Regions from separate parts of the Homo sapiens genome. Here region 2 is linked to region 1. Evidence: chromatin loops called from intact Hi-C (ENCODE). Cell type or tissue: heart left ventricle. All regions are shown on one strand. Links, peaks and the distances in the headings refer to the core of each region. The heading gives the core; the rest is flanking DNA. Region 1 has its middle 110 kb from the start of NHLRC3. Region 2 holds the start of LOC107984579 (a long non-coding RNA gene).

Evidence for each region. A loop is a pair of places that touch in the nucleus more often than their neighbours do. Peaks named below come from ENCODE experiments on the same cell type or tissue, not always from the same donor. Only the 100,000 strongest peaks of a DNase experiment are listed, where the experiment ranks them.
Region 2: a loop joins it to region 1, with 4 times the contacts of the local background. A loop is called at or near these places in 71 of 110 quality-filtered maps.

The regions. Positions count from the first base shown.
Region 1 is chr13:39,141,238-39,150,613 of GRCh38, forward strand. No RefSeq gene overlaps it. Among named protein-coding and RNA genes, the nearest start is that of NHLRC3, 110 kb to the left of the region's middle. In heart left ventricle, for the core only: a CTCF peak has its summit at 3,892; no DNase peak of the experiment used is centred there; H3K4me3 peaks cover 470 bases; H3K27ac peaks cover 429 bases.
Region 2 is chr13:39,253,787-39,263,162 of GRCh38, forward strand. It overlaps LOC107984579 (a long non-coding RNA gene), which reads right to left and starts at 7,377. Exons shown (of 3, transcript XR_001749843.1): 1 at 6,352-7,377; 2 at 3,204-3,295. In heart left ventricle, for the core only: no CTCF peak of the experiment used is centred there; no DNase peak of the experiment used is centred there; H3K27ac peaks cover 3,457 bases.

The DNA.
Region 1 (9,376 bases), core at 618-8,617:
CCATGTCCCTGCAAAGGACATGAACTCATCCTTTTTATGGCTGCATATTATTCCATGGTGTATATGTGCCACATTTTCCTTATCCAGTTTATCATTGATGGACATTTGGGTGGTTCCAAGTCTTTGCTATTGTGAATAGTGCTGCAATAAACATATGTGTGCATGTGTCTTTATAGAATGATTTATAATCATTTGGGCATATACCCAGTAATGGGATTGCTGGGTCAAATGGTATTTCTGGTTCTAGATCCTTGAGGAATCGCCACACTGACTTTCACAATGGATGAATTATTTTACACTCCCATCAACAGTGTAAAAGTGTTCCTATTTCTCCACATCCTCTCCAGCATCTGTTGTTTCCTGACTTTCTAATGATCACCACTCTAACTGGTGTGAGATGGTATCTCATTATGGTTTTGATTTGCACCCAATACAGGAGCACCCAGATACATATAGCAAGTTCTTAGAGACCTACAAAGAAACTTAGACTCCCACATAATAATAGTGGGAGACTTTAACATCCCATTGTCAATATTAGACTGATCAATGAGATAGAAAATTAACAAGGATATTCAGCACTTGAACTCAGTTCTGCACCAAGCGGACCTAATAGACAGCTATAGAACTCTCCACCCCAAATCAACAGAATATACATTCTTCTCAGCATCATTTCGCACTTATTTTAAAATTTACCACATAATTGGAAGTAAAACACTCCTCAGCAAATGCAAAAGAATGGAAATCCTAACAGTCTCTCAGGCCACAGTGCAATCAAATTAAAACTCAGGATTCAGAAACTCACTCAAAACCACACAACTACATGGAAATGAACAACCTGCTCCTGAATGACTACTGGGTAAATAACGAAATGAGGGCAGAAATAAGTAAGTTCTTTGAAACCAATGAGAACACAGACAAAATGTACCAGAATCTCTGGGACACAGCTAAAGCAATGTTTAGAGGGAAATTTATAGCAATAAGTGCCCACAGGAGAAAGCAAGAAAGTTCTAAAATTGACATGCTAACATCACAATTAAAAGAACTAGAGAAGCAAAAGCAAACAAATTCAAAAACTAGCAAAAGATGAGAAATAACTAAGATATGAGCAGAACTGAAGGAGATAGAGACATGAAAAGTCCTTCAAAAATCAGTGAATCCAGGAGCTGGTTAAAATGTTATCAGAAATGTTGGCACACTGTATAAACTCTTCCATACCTTGCTTTTCTCTCTTAATGGAGACTGAAGTGCTTTCCATATCAGTACAGAAAAGCTTCCTTTTGCATGGCTGTATCATTTCCTACATATGGATGTACCATAATCTATTTAAGGAATTCCCATTCGATGGTCATTTATAGCAGACGTCTTTCTGCTATTGTTGAAAATGCCTCAATGGAAACCTTGTCCATAATGACTTAGTGCACGTGCAAACCAAAATTATTCTTCTTGACAAAATAGTTTAAAATTCCCTTCTCATCATGAAAAGGGGCAGAACAGGGAGGAGGCAAGTGTCAGAGAGAACATAGACAAAGTTTCAGAAAGCTGAGCTTGAAATCTCAGTGAACTGCAGCAGCAAAATCACAGCCACATGTTTCAGGGCCATTGGAGGAAAGCAAACATTGCAGAGAAACACACTAATAAAGACTTAGGACTAGAGATCTGTGTTTTGGAAGAAGACATTCTAAAGCATATCAGACCTCACAGGACAAAGCCATGTAGATCACAGAGAACACAAACTAAACCAGCAAGAACCATTCCCTTAGCTTCCATGGAAAAGGGCAATCAGCAGATCTTCAGAAGAATTTCAGACAGGGATCAGAAACTATATTTTGTGTCTAGCTTTTATTGTCAAGTATTGATATAGTATTTATAACAGATATTTTTAGATGCTTTATAAAGTCTGGAGTTCTTCTAGAGAAGCAAGGGCAAACAAATTCAAAAGCTAGCAGAAGACAAGAAATACTAAGATCAGAGCAGAACTGAAGGAGATAGAGACACAAAAAAACCCTTCAAAATATCAGCGAATCCAGGAGCTGGTTTTTTGAAAAGATTAACAAAATAGACAGCTAGCCAGACTAATAAAGAAGAAAAGAGAGAAGAATCAAATAGACACAATAAAAAATGATAAAGGGGATATCACCACTGATACTACCATCAGGGAATACTATAAACACCTCTGTGCAAATAAACTAGAAAATCTAGAAGAAATGGATAAATTCCTGGACATATACACCCCCCCCCCAAGACTAAACTAGGAAGAAGTCAAATTCCCAAATAGACCAATAACAAGTTCTGAAATTGAGGCGGTAGTAGCCTAACAACAAAAAAAAGCCCAGGACCAGATGGATTAGCAGCCGAATTCTTCCAGAGGTGCAAAGAGGAGCTGGCACCATTTCTTCTGAAACTATTCCGAACAATAGAAAAAGGGAGACTCCTCCCTAACTCATTTTATGAGGCCAGCATCATCCTGATACCAAAATCTGGCAGAAACACAACAAAAAAAGAAAATTTCAGGCCAATATCCCTGATCATCAATGCGAAAATCCACAACTTTTAAAAAAGTGGTCTGACTTTTTGCAATAATTGCAAAGCAGAGGGTTGGGTTCATTTTGAGGTTTATAGGGACATTTTAGAGACCCAGATTGGATATATAGTTGTTTCAACTGTAAACTCAGAAATTTATTAGCCTTACTCTTTTGTTTGCACTCTTTCCTCTTTCTTCCTTAGTTAAGGTACAAGACAAATGATTGCCAAGATTAAACAAATTGTGTTTGAGAAATAGCCCAACTACAGCATTGTCTTATTTCTATGAATGCTAATTTCTCATCTAACCCATTTATGAAATTGGAATTGAGGAGAGTATCATTTTAATGATTAGCATAACTCACTTCAGATAATCCTGAGTGTTTAAATATATTTTTTAAAATCTCCCAAAATATGACATCACCGACTCATTTGGATTTTGTTGACATGGTTTTATTCTAGTTAACTATTTCTGAAAGACTAAAGAGATAGCATCAAGTAAAGATTTAGCAGTATCATAGGCATGTTCACAATTAGTTTCTGAAAATTTCAGAAAGTCTCCAAAGGAGTTCCTCCAATTTTCCTTAGCTATCCAATCTTTAGCTTTACTTTCTCTTACTAACATGTGAATTAATTAATATAAATCAGAAAAACCAGGATCATGAGCTTGAATATTCAGTTCAAATTAGCTGGCAAAACTAATAGAGTCCTTGTGAGGGTTGGGAATTCTTTAATTATTCGTTTTAGTTGTACCTTTGACCATGGTTAATAAACCAAAGCAGGTTATCCTTCACCAGACACCTGCTGTTCACAAAATGGAGCCAAAACAGCAGGTGTCGGAGAAGGAGGAGGAACAGAAGGTACAAATGGGCAAGGCAGTCCAGACCATGAAGGATAAAGAGAAGAAGGAGCTAAAGGAGGAGGAGAAATTTTAGCAGTCTTTTTAAATACAGGAATTGTTTTAGGTCATCTTTTTTTGTTTCCTTCCTGAAGAGAAAGGACTTTATCAGAACCCCTTTTGGAAGTTTCCAAATACCGTTGAAAACAATTTTCACAATTGTTCTATTTCAGAGTCAGCTTTTTCTAATTGAGCATGCAAGTTAACTAATTTAGGCATTAAAGGTAGTGCATTTTGGCCGTTGTAATTTGGGGTCATCAGGAGTTATGTGTGATCAATTTTCTAAATATTTGCATGAAAATACACTATAGGTGTTAAACACAAATCTAGCTGATGTTTCTAATGGTGGGTCCTCGTTAAGAAGGAAGAGTTCATTTTAGATGCTCAGTTGCCCATAATTTAGTGCTTTCCTTCCTGCATGACCAAAATACTTTTGAGTCAAGTGTGCTGCTTGTGGGGATGGCTCCTCAAGGTGTCACCCTTGAGTCACTTCTTCCCTCTTAAGCGTCTCGGTAATCCCAAGAAACTTTGGCACTTTCCGCGCTAGTTGATCAATCCTTTATGTGTGCCAGCTGAATTAAGTGAGGCTACCTTTATGTTCTTCTTAGGGGTTTCGTATGAGACTATTACTCATCATGAGTGATTAACTCTGACATTCCCACTAGAACTAAACCACCTAAGGTACCATCTGGCAGCGAGAAATGGTGTCTCTTATCTTTGGGACTTATTTTGTCCTCACAGGGAGCCTGTTATACTTTTGGTTATTCATAAATAAAGTCTGGATTTGTCAATTGAACCAAGCTTCAGAACCTGGCCAGTTTTAAAGACTATAAACTTTTCCCGCAGGTCACAAAGATTCACTTCCTTTCACCACATCTTTTCAAAGGGAAGCTGTCTCTGTACCAAAATTTTGAACGACAGAAGGGTTGTAAAAACTCTAAGGAATAATTCAAGACAAATCTTAACTTCACAGAAAGTGAAAGCTAGAAATCTGCTATTAGAATCTCTACAGAATAACAAATGAATCTTCTACCTTGGAACAGAACTTCAATTCCAACCCCACTGAGTTAGGAAGGTACAGCTTGAATAAATTCTGAATCCTCAACCAAGGTGAGGCACCTTACCAGGGATTCCTGTTAACTCTGGTGAGGGTGGAAGATACATCAGTTGTGCTGGTATCAAAGATCTGGCTGCTGGTGAAATGACTGGGAAGGTCTCCTTCATAATCGCTAATTTGTCAACCTTAAATTAGGATTCAGGCAATATGATTAAATATTGAGTTTATTCAAGCACAAAGTCAGAAAAAAACCACTGGTAAGGACAGAGACTCCAAAAAGATAGGGTCAGTGCACCGAAGAGGAGACGCTTGAGGGCTGTTAATATAGGCAAAAGCTGGGGAAACTGAATAGGGTCTCAACATTTTCCATGTAAGGTTAGTGCATAGTTACAGCAATTTGATGGTCATAGGCAGTGTTTCATTTTGGGAAGGGAATATTAACATTCCACATTAAGGATGTAATGGTCAAGGGGTCTTTTACCTTAGCCAAGAAGTCTGCTGTCTCAGGTACCATCTGGTCTGAACTGGGACAAAAAGTAATAATAAGGAAGGGCAAAAGGTCGGTCATGCTTCGTGACTTGGTCTCCAAAGTCAACCTTGCTCAGTGCCTAACAACTTTTAGAAGCCCCAGACAGACAGATTATCCATTTTCTTTCATAATAAAGAGAAATTTGTTTTTCATAGAAATGCATTGTATGATTTATTTCAGTACAGTAGACAACAGTCTCCATTTGTTAATCTCACATTTCCCACAAGGAGGCAAAATTTATTGCCAGTCTGGTGAATGTTAAGGGGTTTTCGGTCTATAAAGGAAAATTTAACTAAGGGTTTCCCAGAAGACATGAGTATCAAAAATGAGAAAAGTTTTATGTAAAGTCTTTCTACAGGATATTTCAAAACACCACCAAAGTAGTCATCATGGGAAAAAAAATAAGAATTTATTGGACTGCATTAAACCAGTTTCATGATGTAATATTCTTTTTATTTTGAATTATACCCTGTGGGTATTGGGATGGGTTAGAGGGGTGTCCCACAATCTAGCCCAGAGCTTGGTAAAGGTCTTAATATGATCATATGTTGTTGAGTCATTATCAAATAGATCATTCCAAATCTACTTAACATTCTTAAAATAATAGTTTCCTTACAGAAGAAAGATATGGTTAGAATGCACATGGACTATGGGAAGAGCAAAGTGGGGCATTCAGACTGGCTGGGTGGGGTCAGGGCCTGTGCATAAGAGAGAAACAGACTCAAGGCAGTTGGGCACATTAGAACAGAGATTCTTCAGACCAAATGGTGAGAATCTTGTTCTCAATTAGCATATGTTTTAATGAAGACCTCTACTATGACCTTAATAAGAAATTTTGACTATTATTAAGAACAGGTTGAAGTAAAATTGACTTAGAAATGAATTTTCCAAAGAAACAGATAAAAATAAAACCATGAAAGATAAAAAGAATAAAATCATAGAATAATAAAATCATAAAAAGATCACCACAGGACCACAATTATTTCCAAACTATGGACTATAAATGCAAAGCCCTATCACCAGGATCTGCTTATGTAGCCTCCTTCCCTGAAGTTTCTTCCACCAGCACATAGCTATTGAATGCTTTAAAACTGAAAATGAGTCTCTCAGTTAATATCACTGTGAGGGTTTAAAATATAAGAATGCTAATATTTTATAGTGCTTATTATGTATGGACACCCTTCTAAATGCTTTATATTAATTTATTTAATGTTGACTGTTCAAGGTAGCTATCAACTATTATTATCCATTATACAAATGTGGACATTAAGGCACAGACAGAAAAAGCAATGTGCTGAAAGGCACACAGTTGGGAAGAGGCAGAATCACTAACTGGACCCAAGCAGTCTGAATCCAGAATCCACTTTCTTAACACTCAGCTTTCAGTAGGTGTAAGACATGTATAGTCTTTAGCAATCATGATAATATACTTTAGATTTTCTGGGTCATCTGGTTTTCAAGCATTCTGATCATTGAACCTAAATAAATTCTGATATTTTCAACATTTTTTGGTCACATACAAAATATGTTTGTAAATGTATGTAGAAGTTCAGTCACCAAATACTCCAATTTTAGATGTCCCATTAAAGCTAGCTCTATAGTTTGGATTATCTACCTTACACAAATAAAATATTTAGACTCAGCCCCTCTGGACCTCAGTCTCATCTTTTTTAAAGTGAGAATATTGCCTGCGCTTGTATGTTCATCACAGCACTATTCACCATAGCAAAGTCATGGAACCAACTTAGGTTGGAACCATCAACAGTTGACTGGATAACTACCACTTAGTCATGGAACCATCAACAGTTGACTGGGTAAAGAAAATATGATATATATACACCATGGAATACTACACAGCCATAAAAAATAATGAAATCATGTCTTTTGCAGCCACATGGATGGAGCTGGAGGCCATTATCCTAAGTGAACTGACTCAGAAATAGAAAGTCAAATACTGCATTTTTTCACATACAAGTGGAAGATAACCAATGGGTAAACATAAATAAAGATGGAAATAATAGACACAGGATTCCAAAAGCAGGGAGGCTGGGAGGGGAATTAGGGTTGAAAAATAAGCTATCATGTACAATGTTTGCTATTTAGGTAATAGATACACTAGAAGCCCAATCCCCACCAGTACTCAATATACCCATGTAACAAACATGCACATCTCCCCACTGTATTTACAATTAAATTAAACTAAAGTGAGGGTGTTGGACTAGATGTACTTCCAATGTCAAGATTACATTTAACATCTGTCAACTGGATCCAGGTTTAGTCTCATTTTTGCTGAAGTAGCATGTCATCAGCCTTCCAGGAAATGATTGTGAAAATCCATTCATACACTCTGAGGATCAGCACAGCACATTCCTAGAGGTAATTGCATTTGCTCAAATCAATGAGTCATTGGCCATTTGTAACTCTCCATGGGTTAATTACCAACACCATTGTTGAGACTGTAACATGTTTTGCTTGTGCTTAGAGAAATGTTTTTGTGGTTTCACTCTTAATTTGGCAGCGGCTGATACGAATTCAGACCACATATTATACTCATCGGTCTTTCACAACTGCCATTTCCCACAGGCAGCCTGATTATTCTACCCATGGAAACAGCAGAGAGCACCTAGCTTGTAAGATAGCAGATGAACAGTACTGAGTAAGCTTTATGTACTAAATGGGGCGTGAGGTTCATCGTGCTCACTATCACAGTCAAGAGGACTCGCAACAGGGAGAAGAAATAAGTCATTTAAATAAACTGGAAGAGATAAAAGAAGAGTTCAAAATCACTCAGCCAGTTAAAACCAATTTAACACCTTTGTTGAGTTGAGGAGCTTTCTGCTTAAAGTATTCTGGCAGATTAAATATCCAGACGGTAGGCAAAAAGAGAGGAAGTGACACCTATGAGTATTTGATATGTGCCAGACATTGTGCAGAGTCTTATAATAATAAAATAACAACACACATTTTTTTGTATGTGCACAATTCTAACTGCTTTACATGTCTTAATTCATTTAATCCTCACATCAACTCCAAGGAGTAAATATAATTTTTAACCCGATTTTTGTTGCTTTTAATTTTATAAGAAACATAAGAGACAGCCAATATTGACCTTACTTTTCAAATAAGGACACTGGGTCTCAGAGTTTGTAATTTGGTCATGGTTTCATAGGTAATAAATAACTAATGCAGAATTCACACGCATCTCCGTTGGACCTTAAAGTTGTGTTTTCCCTTGCCTTAGCAAGGATCCTGATACATTTGAAAAACTCAGCATTTTGTCATGTATCTGATAATTTCCAAATTGGAAGGGACTCAATGATCACAATCCTATTGGTTTTACTTCATAGAAAACCACCGGTTTCTTCAAATGATTAAGCTTAATGTCAAATGGTTAGCTGGTCTGAAACCTAGGTCCTTGACTTCTTGGTCTAAATCATCTCCTTTACTTCGGTGATTCCTAGTCCATAGAACTCACATAGTTCTAAAACAATGAGTTTCAACTTGGGGTGTGCATCAGAGAGTTTATCTGTGGTGCTTTTTAAAAACAGATTCCCTAGCACCACCATAGACCTACTGAATCCAAGTTACCTAGTGATCAACAAATATGTGATTCTGATGTGACTATAACTTCACTCACAGTTAATATAATTACATGCTCTAAGTTCCCAGAAATTCAATTTTAAGGCAACTTATTGCCATCAGAATTCCTAGGGGCTGGGTTTCAAGTCATACCAGGACTCCAACAGAACAGGCAAGTAGAGAAGGAAAGAAGTCGGATCAAATGCTACAGGTTCTGACTCAGAAGCAGAGTCGTAGAGTGGCCCTTGAGTGGAGTGGCCAGAAGCCCACGGGGGCAAGGTGAAGCATGGAGGCGGGATTTGGCTGTCTCAGAGGTCTTTAGGCAGTGAGATACTTGAAGTCAGGCAGGAGGCAACATTGCAGTTCTGCATAGTTGGAGTTAGAACAGGTCCCTAGCCAGCCATAGTGATCAAAGGAAGAGTTTCCATATTCTGAGAAAAGGGGCTGGCAAGGGGTACGGTAGTTAGCAGGACTTCAGTCACATAACCTAGGGTTTGGAGAAGGCTGTCAGCCCCATGGAAAATTTTTAGTACTAATAAGGATCCAAGCCAAAGCTCATTCTTCTTTTCTTCATTTAAGCATCCATTTCTTCATTTAAATATCTATTGATCACCTTTTAGTCCACTCACTAGAGTAGATGGCTTACATATTCCATCTCTGTAATGCTGATTATTCATTCTTTCTTTATTATCCAGAAAACTCAAATATTCTTTCCATATTTTAAAGATCCCCCACATTGTGATTTGAAGGACACATGGAAACCAGATACTTTTTTTTTTTTTTTGAGACAGAG
Region 2 (9,376 bases), core at 562-8,561, 110 kb after region 1:
ATGAAGCCCCAGGGTATCTTGGGGCTGCAGTTATCTGAAGATTGACTGGGGCTGGAGGAAGTACTTCCAAATTCACTTATGCAGCTGTTGACCAAGGCTTTGGTTCCTAACCACGTGGGCCTCTCCATAGGGTTATTTGTGATGAGGCAGCTGACTTTGCCAAGAGAAAGTTATGAGAGGAGAAAGAGAGCACGCTGTTTTATGATTTAATCTCTGAGTTATGTGCATACCATCATTTCTGCTTTTTTCTATTTATTAAAAGCATGCCACTAAGTCCAGCCTACATTCAATAGGAGGAGATTACATGATTACACAAAAGCATGAATACTTGGAGGCAGGGATCACTGGGGCTTTCTTAGAGGCTGACTACTACACATCAATAAATGAAGTACAAGATGTGATATTATTTATCTGTTTGACTAATTATGCACCTCCTGCTTCAGCTCTAAACTCTGGATTGAGTAGAATTTACATAGGCATGGAAAAGAACAAAGGGGTTCCCACTGGAAGAAACACTGTACAAAATAACAGAACATAAAAGGGCATGTTCTCTGCAGGGAACTATAAGTAGATCTCCAAGGGAACACAGGATACTGAATAGCACTCCTCCATCAGAGGACGTGTATAGTCTGAGCCTCATAGGTTCTAAGCCACTCACTAACTTTGAATGCAAATCAATGAGACTTTTCATCACCTGGTGGCCAGAACATTATCACTTTGATAGTTTAAATGGCATTGACCAATGTATTTGAATCAGGTACAAGTTTGAAGATTTTCTGGTTATTAAGGAGTTAGAAAACTAAAGAGCCCAATTTACTCAGTCAAAACATCCCATGACATCCTATTAAGCACAGCATTAAATTTCACAATTCATTATTACTATTTTAAAAGACAACAGTAAAGGAGTGTCAATAAATAAGTGTTCAGAAGTTGCGCAGACTGCTTCCCATACAAAGACTAAACTATTGGGCTGACAGCCAAGGTGTTTGCCTGTCTCTGCCCGTGACATCTAACCTCTTTGTAATCTAAGATGGGTTCTGTCCTGGGCAGCACGTACACAAGGAAATGCACCTCAAGGGGCGTTTTCCTCGTGCTGATTCCCTCTTACTGCTGTTTTTTCATCTCTATTACCCTAATGCCTTTGCTTTTGTTCTCAATTTTATATTCTAAACTATTGATTTCTGCTGCTAGGTCTTTTGGATGCTAAAACACATTTAATGAATCTACAGTTCCTGCCTAACATTCCTGGCTTTGCCTGGCTCAAATTCCTTCTAGCCAAAACTGCAGTCTAGATTTAGGCAGCTCTCTCTTTTTAGGTCCCTAGGAGTGGGAGGTGGAACTGATCTTCCTTTCTCCATGGGAATCCAGGAACTCTGCAGAAGATAACAACGGCTTCCATGATAAGTGTAAAGTGTGTGTGTGCACACGCATGTGTGTCCTGCACAAGTATGAAAGTATGACTTTCCACTTTTCTTGGATATCATCTACCCGGTTTATGTCTTTAGTACCTCTTAGGACTCACTCAACAATTTAAGTGTCAAGGCAATGTCACCAAAAACTTTATTTAATGTCACAACTCTGGCAGCTCCATTCTTGAATGATGAATCTTGTAAAGGCACTCCAAGCGTTTTTCAAAGAGAAAAGAGAAATGGAAAAATCTCAACTGTGCCCGCATAGAGGACTCTAAAGTCCAGGGCTAGGCCACAACATTTACTAAAGTCTACTGCGTGCTGGGCATTGTGCTAGGTGCATGGAGAAAGTAATAATGCCTTCGCTCAAAGGAAGTGAAGTCCAGGAGAAGACTAGACATCAGTGAAACAATCACACATATAAACATGTAAAGTCAGACAGCCACAAATTGTACAAAGACAAAATACCCTCATAGGAATGCAGAACTCTGCACATTACTGCAGCCTCTCAGAATACATGAAAACTGTGTGTGTGTGTGCCTGTAGACATGTGTGAGCCTACGTGCCCATTTGAAGTTGTACTGGGCCAGGAATGAGAATAAAAACATCGATAATTCAAAGATTCTCTAAGAGACAAGGAATTGGGGCCTGCTTGGGGCCTTCTTTTTGTCACTTCTTTGACACTCCATGGTATGACTAGAAATGCTGGAACCAGAAGCTAATTCAGAATTTCTTTGCTTGGGCTTGGCATGTGCTTGTAATGAAAGTGAAATTAGGAGTAGAGGACATGCAAATAAGTTTGCTCTCCATCAACCTTGACTTCCCAGTGCATAGGCAATAATAAAGTCACGGTGAAGGAAGTTTATAATAAAATTACTTCTCAAAACAGGTACGTTTGCTAAATAATGTGCCATTGAACCAGTTTTGTTGAATTCAATTATGTGATATTAAGTCGTGTGCTGCATGCAAGGCCCTGTTTTAAACATTCCTGTGAGCAAATGCGGAGGTTTACAATCACTCTCTGCCCTAAAGAAGCAATGATTTGAAACAGAATTGGCATCAGAACAAATTACTGTAAAGAACAATTCAACCCTACCAGTTAGTTTTAATAAATGTGTTTATCAAGTTTTTAATGGGGCCAAGTGGAAAGGCAGTGCCTTATGTGCAGCCTTGTGACATAATGGAAAATATAATTTCATAATGAGTTAATAATAAATGTGTATGGGCTAAGCAAGAGCACAGTTCATTTTAAAGACTCATTAAGTAGAAGATTTGACCGTGTCTCTGAAATGAAAGTGTGCACACACTGTTTCAAAATGAAGTGGAGTTGAAAGCCTGGGATTGCATTGCTTGATCAACTCTTCCTGGAAAAGCAACAGAATTTGTAACACTTGTTTTGTCACTCTTGCTTTACTCTTTAGAGAGTGATAAAATTATTAATGCTCTATTTTTTTTTAACTAAACAGAAACTTCTGTTTAGGACAGACTACATGGAAATGTTCAGGAAACTGATTTCTGCATAAGCATATGTGGCTGCCTCTAGGGCAAGAAGACTGGGGATATCACCATGGGCTCAATGTTCATTGTGAAGAAGCCTCAAGGAAATTGTACCTTATGATTAAAATTTTACAAATGACATATTTCACAAATTATAATGTTGCCAATTAAATGTACACATTTCTATGCAAACATGCATTACTTGAGTTGTTCTAAGCTCACACCTTTACAGCACTGTGCATATGTGTACTTGCAAATTTGAAACTAAGTAGTATTTCAAGGATACAAACTACTCACGAGGTGCAGTTAGAGGGCTTCTGTTGCAGGGAAGGCTTCCTGGGAACTTAGTGAGCATGATGTTTCTTAGGGAGAGCCCTTAGTAGCCACACCTGTGGAAGGGTGGGGACAGAGGCAGGCAGAGGGAGAAGTGAGTTGTAATGCAGGCCAAATGAGCTCCAGATGACCTCACTGGAAGCTATGAAGGTCAAATAACCCATCAGAGTTACTTTTGAGTTGAGTCAAAATAGCCAATGTTTATCCCTCTGCCTTGGTCAGTCATTGGATACAGACCACCTGGAAAAGGGATTTGACCTTGAGTGAGGGAGTTGTCTGCAGCCAACTGAGGCAATCCCAGAAAAGCCTAACAGGGGAAGCCTGTCAGCTGACAGCATGCCCAACAGGTGGGGGAACAAGTCCTTGAAGTGGGATCTAGGCCGTGTATCACGGTGTCCACATAGGCCATGTATCACAGTGTCCACAAAAGACCAGAGGCAGGTCCTGCTAAACAAGTGATCCCATGAATCTTTTCTCATGATTTAGCAGATCAGATCCCAGTACTGCTCACTGGTAATACAATATCCCAAACAGGCGGCTCTCATGCAAGGCCTCTTCTTCTCTGCTACTGAGAAACAACATGCAATCTTGGAAAATTTCAAACACAACACATCCAATTCAGGGGAGCACCAGAAAACCAGCAAACCTGCAGCAAGCGTGATGTAACTACAGTGTTGTACAAGCCACGACTCATGCATTAAGGTCAAAATGTAGATTTATTTTTGTCACTCCCTAACCCTTCCCAAAGTCTCCTCATAGCTCCAGGAACAAGCTCTACATTTATCCCACATTATCTCTTCCCTGCTCCCAAGGGTCTGTCCCTGACCAGGCAGTGCTCTCTCACACTCAAGGGTGCAGTGAATCTCAATCGGTCCACAGTCAGCTTTAGTTTTCTTAGGCAAGAATTGGGCCTCCTGAGGTTGCTACTGAGGAGAACACATTTCAAAGCTCTCCAAGTGGCTTTCCTAAAACTCTCCTCCCTAGGCTTGGAGCTGAACCACAGCACCCATTGCACAGCACAGAAAGGCTTTAGCTTTCTTCAAAGAAGTCTGTCTACGAGTCTCATCTCAAAGTTCTCCCTGGGACTTCTATCTCTGGTCTGGCTGAGGCAGTCAAGGGTTGAGTTGTGGAAAGGGGTCTTAAAACCGTTTGCTTTGGGTATCTGAATATATATGGTGGAGGCCTGTTGTATTCTGACTTTGATATCTTGATATCTATCCTGTGAGGCCTTGGTATCTCCTGAAGCAGGGAGGAGCCCCAGTAACACCTCCTTCTACACTATAATGAGTAAAGTTGCCAGTGGAATCTGGTGGTCAGTGAAGGGCTGTTGGACGGGCTGAGAGCTTGTGTTCAGATCCAGCTACCACATACAGAGTCTCTCCATTGCAATCTCCTTTCCGAGTACATGGAGTTCTTAGCTTCCATGCCAGCCAAATATCTTCTAAAGAATAATTTTCACTAAGTTAACATAAATAATCAGAGAAATTAATTGAATTTTTTCAAAAAAGGAAATTGTGATATTTTAGAAGTTTCTTTGAGCTCAAAAGTACTTTATAGAACATCTAAGTACACATCTTTATTTTATAAATAAGGAAATTGGTCTCCCAAGAGGTTTTTAAATCATCACTCATTTATTCAAAATATTATTTAGTGTGTACTCTTTGTCAAGTATGATACTGTGATATAAGAAATATATTTCACCTATAAGTGAGATCATGCAATGTTTTTCTTTCTCTGTCTGGCTTATTTCTTTTAGCATAATGTCCTCCAGGTCCACCCACATTGTGCAAATGGAAGGCTCTCTTTCTTTTTAAAAGCTGCATAATATTAGGTTGTGTGTAATGTACGTGACATTTTCTTTATTCATTCTTCCATCAATGGACATTTAGGTTATTTCCACATTTTGGCAATTGTGAATAATGCTGCAAGGAGCATAGGAGTGCAGGTGTCTTTACAAGGTGGTGATTTTATCTCCTTTAGGCATATATGCAGAAGAGAGATTGCTGGGACTTTCGTTAAATAAGTAAATTTTAGCTGTTCTTGTCATTTTGTTAAATAAGTAGATTTTAGCTGTTTTGTGTGTTCTTGCCATACACACAAAAGTAACTATAGGAGATAATATGTTAATCTGCTTCACTATAGTAACCACTTTACTATCTATATGTCTCCCATAACATGTAGCCCTCATATATATGAAATAAAATTAATTTTAAAAATAAAATGATACTAAAGAAGAAAAAATAGACATGTTTGTATGTATTTTGGTCTTGGTCCCCAGCTCCTGGCCTGAACTCCTAAAACCCTTGTAACTTCCTAAGTGATAAGAGTGATAGGAATATCTTTTATTATATTATTTGTTTTGTTTTGGGTTTTTTTTGCCTCCAATTTCTGAAACAGCTCTGGGGAGATAAAGGTGAAAGGAACAGCCTCTGTTGTTCTAACAAGCTCCTTTCAACCACATCTGAGGTTCTGTTCATCAGGCAACATCTGGAAAGCCCCTAAGCATGAGGCAGTGAGGAGGGGGTGGTTGCCAGGGGAATCAACCATGATTAAAGGGTTGGAAATTTCAGTGACATCCCCTGAACCCTGGGGGGAGGGAGAGGTGTTGAAGGCTGAGCTGATCACCAATGGCCAATGATTTAATCAATCATGACTATGTGATAGATCCTCCATAAATATGCTAACCAAAGAGGTTCAGAGAGCTTCAAGGTTGATGAACTAGAATGCATCTATTTGTGAAGAGGGTGACACCCCCAAATTCCACAGGGACAGAAGCTCCTGTGCTCAGGACACTTTTGGGCCTCACCCTGTGTATCTCTTCATCTGGCTGTTCATTTGTGTTCTTTAAAATTTCCTGTTTAATAAGTGAGTAATGGTATGTAAACTTTCCTTGGATTCTGTGAACTATTCTGGCAAATTATCAAACATGAGGAGGAGGTTGTGGGAACCTCTGACTTCTAGCCATGTCAGACAGAAGTTTGTGGCAACGTGGGGACTCGCTACTTGCAATTGACATCTGAAGTGGGGGGCAGTCTTGTGGCACTGAGCCCTTAACCTGTGAAGTCTGGGCTAACTCTGGGCAGTTAGAGTTAGAATTGAGTTAAACACTCACATTTGGCTCAGAATAAATCTCTTCAAATATTATCAGAGTTTGACTCTTTTCATCGACAATCCTTAGCTTCAAGATGTCAATTCTTGGTATTTGATTGAAATTCCTAATTAAGGAAAGACACATTCATTTCAGGACTTAATTCTTAGCTGAATGCCACCTTCCAGCAGACATTAAAGAGAAAGCTCTTAAAACTCTATAATACTGAGAAAAGTACTAGCAGAGATGAAGTGGTTACCTCAGATTCTGAAAATATTTTCTATTTAAGATACATTTTAAACTTCTTAGAAAATATGAATCACCAGATTTCTACATATTGCTATTGTTTATCAAGGCATCTGGAGAGGACTTTGTTAAAATCTTCTGCTTCCCTTAGTATTGTTAATATTAATTGAAACTTTTTGCAATAAAGTGCCAGTCATGAATATGTATTAGATGAATGTATACATGTCAATGGAACTCTGTTAGAAATGCACTTTTTTTCATTCATTGCCTGCTTTGGATGTTGTATAAAACAGTTTTCTGGGCTGATTATATGCAACATATACTGAGTTGATGAAATTGATTGGTATTTGCTCTTTTTCACAAGGAACTTATTTCAGCTAGCTAGTGAGGGTAAAACTATATGTATCTTTGCAAAACCATCCACATTTACCCTTTGAAACAGATTGTCTCAAGGATTCTGACTCCATCTAAGAATATATCCATATATTTGGAGCTATGCACCTTGGAATGTGTGACTTTCTGTCCACGCTTTGCTGGGAGAGCCTGATCTGAAGGGAATGTCTTAATGCAAGTGCAGGCTCAGTGATGTGCACTTGGGAGAAGGGAGGGGTCAGTAGAAACTTCTTGACAATGACAAGATGTTGAAATTTAAAAAAAGGATTTAAAACCACCGAAGTGTCTGGCCTCCTCTCTTAGTGAAAGTTGATTACCACAGATGATAATATTTAGTTATATTTTAGTTAAAATACTATTTAATTATTAATAAAATAGTAAGAAATGTGATTAAAATATGCTGGGCTGATAATATATTATTGGTTTCTGTTTCATTAATAATAATTTATAAAAATGGATGAATACATCATCTCAAATGAAGATATCAATTCCTGACACAAGAGGTTTCTTTATTCACCTTTGGCTGCTTCAAGGTTTAATAATAGAAAGCTAAAGAAACCAAGAGGACAGAAGACTTTTATCACCTTCTAAATTTAGGGCTTTGAATGATAAGGACTTTATGTGTCACAACACTAAACAATTTCACCTACAGAGTGCTACAGTGAAATTACCACTTATTTGGGGTCCCCGAGATAGCACATTTCATTTTTACCTTGTTTTATTTTACCTATTTCCTGGGAGCAGGCTTAGTCCTACAAGGGAAATACAAAAGCTCCCTTCACACTATGATATGAGAACTGTAAATAGCCCTGCCTGGGAAAACTGATCTTATCCAGAAAGTTTACTGGGCAGACATCTGTACTGTTACATTAACTATGACTACATAGAAAAGCTCCAGTCTAAAATGTGTAAATACCATCTGACCAAGGCCTTTGGGCCCTCCTCTCTCACTAACACCCTAGGAGACGTTATCCTCCACAGTTAAGATGCTGATTTCCTGATGATGGGATGGGAATGGAAAGAAACATGAAGGCCAATCCGAGGAAGCAGCCCGCAGATGAAGAGAAATCTATTTCCATTAATATTTGCTAGGGCCAGGCTTGCAGGGAAGAAACTGGGTTTTAGTAGTTTCTCTGCTGATCCGTACTCATTATCAGCTGTAACAGACAAAAGATGAAGATGGGAAAAAGAGAAAAAGAAATTTAAAAGATGCAAAGGCAAACCATCAATACTCAACTTTCAAGATACTACAAACCAGAAATTGTGTGAGGAGCTTCTAAGAGCTGCAGTTTCCTCTCTGATTCTGGAGAGAAGAACAGTTCAGGAGAGATCAGAGTATTTTCTCATTTAAAAATGATGTAGCAGTTGCTAACTCTAAAATATTGCTGGGAAGATAATGATGCTCATTTGCCTCAGAACCAGACAAAGTGAGATTGGACTCCAACAGGAGGACCCCACGGATCCTATACTGCTTTAGGTAATATCACAATTCCTATATTCCCTTAAATTTTATTTTATACTTTAAACACAAATGCCATTGAACATCATGTCTATTCAGAGCTCACTATTTTTCTGACTCCTCATCAAGCAGCAGAGTTAATGGATTTTGCAAATCAACTGCATCATATGGCAAAAAGATTCCTGAAGTTAGAACCAGAACTAGGCTTGGTTGATTGGTATTGATTATCTTTGTAACCTTTTGTAATTCATATAAACTCATTGAGTCACACATAATATGGTGAATATCCTTATCCACATTAAGGATTTTTTTTCATGAACATTAAGTTGGACCTGGTATTGAGCAGAATACTTAATAAGTTAAATACATTATGTTATAAAAGTTGGGTCCTCCCTAACTACAATTTAGCCTATAATCAAAGGCGGAACATCAGTCACTGACTCTGTCCTAGAGTGTGGGAAAACACTGGGAACATTATCAATCCATCCAAGTGTCCGAGAATAACAGAAACCCCCGCTTTCAAAAAACTCTTTAGAATGAAAAACGTCACATAGAATCACATCGGCATCTTTGAGGGGAGATTTTTCCTGCATATCCTCTTCTGAACAAATTAAGTAATAAAAAGTAAGGCAGATGGGAAATCAAAACTTCATCTTTATAACTAGAAGTGAAATTGGGAGATCATAGTTTAGTGGGAGAGCCTGGTATAGCTGCTGGCTGAACCCACTAATTAGAAACACTTACCCACCCAATCAAAAGAGCACTGAGGCAGATCTTTTGCCCTTTCACCCTTCATGGGCAGAGCGTGTCCCAGGAGGAGCAGAGCAGAATGCATGTTTCCTGTAAATGGCTTGCTTTCAAGAGAAGGGTAAAACTGGGCTATGTATGCTCAATGTAGTTATCCATAATTAACCAATAGAACAAATCACCACACCACTGCCACCTTGGGGT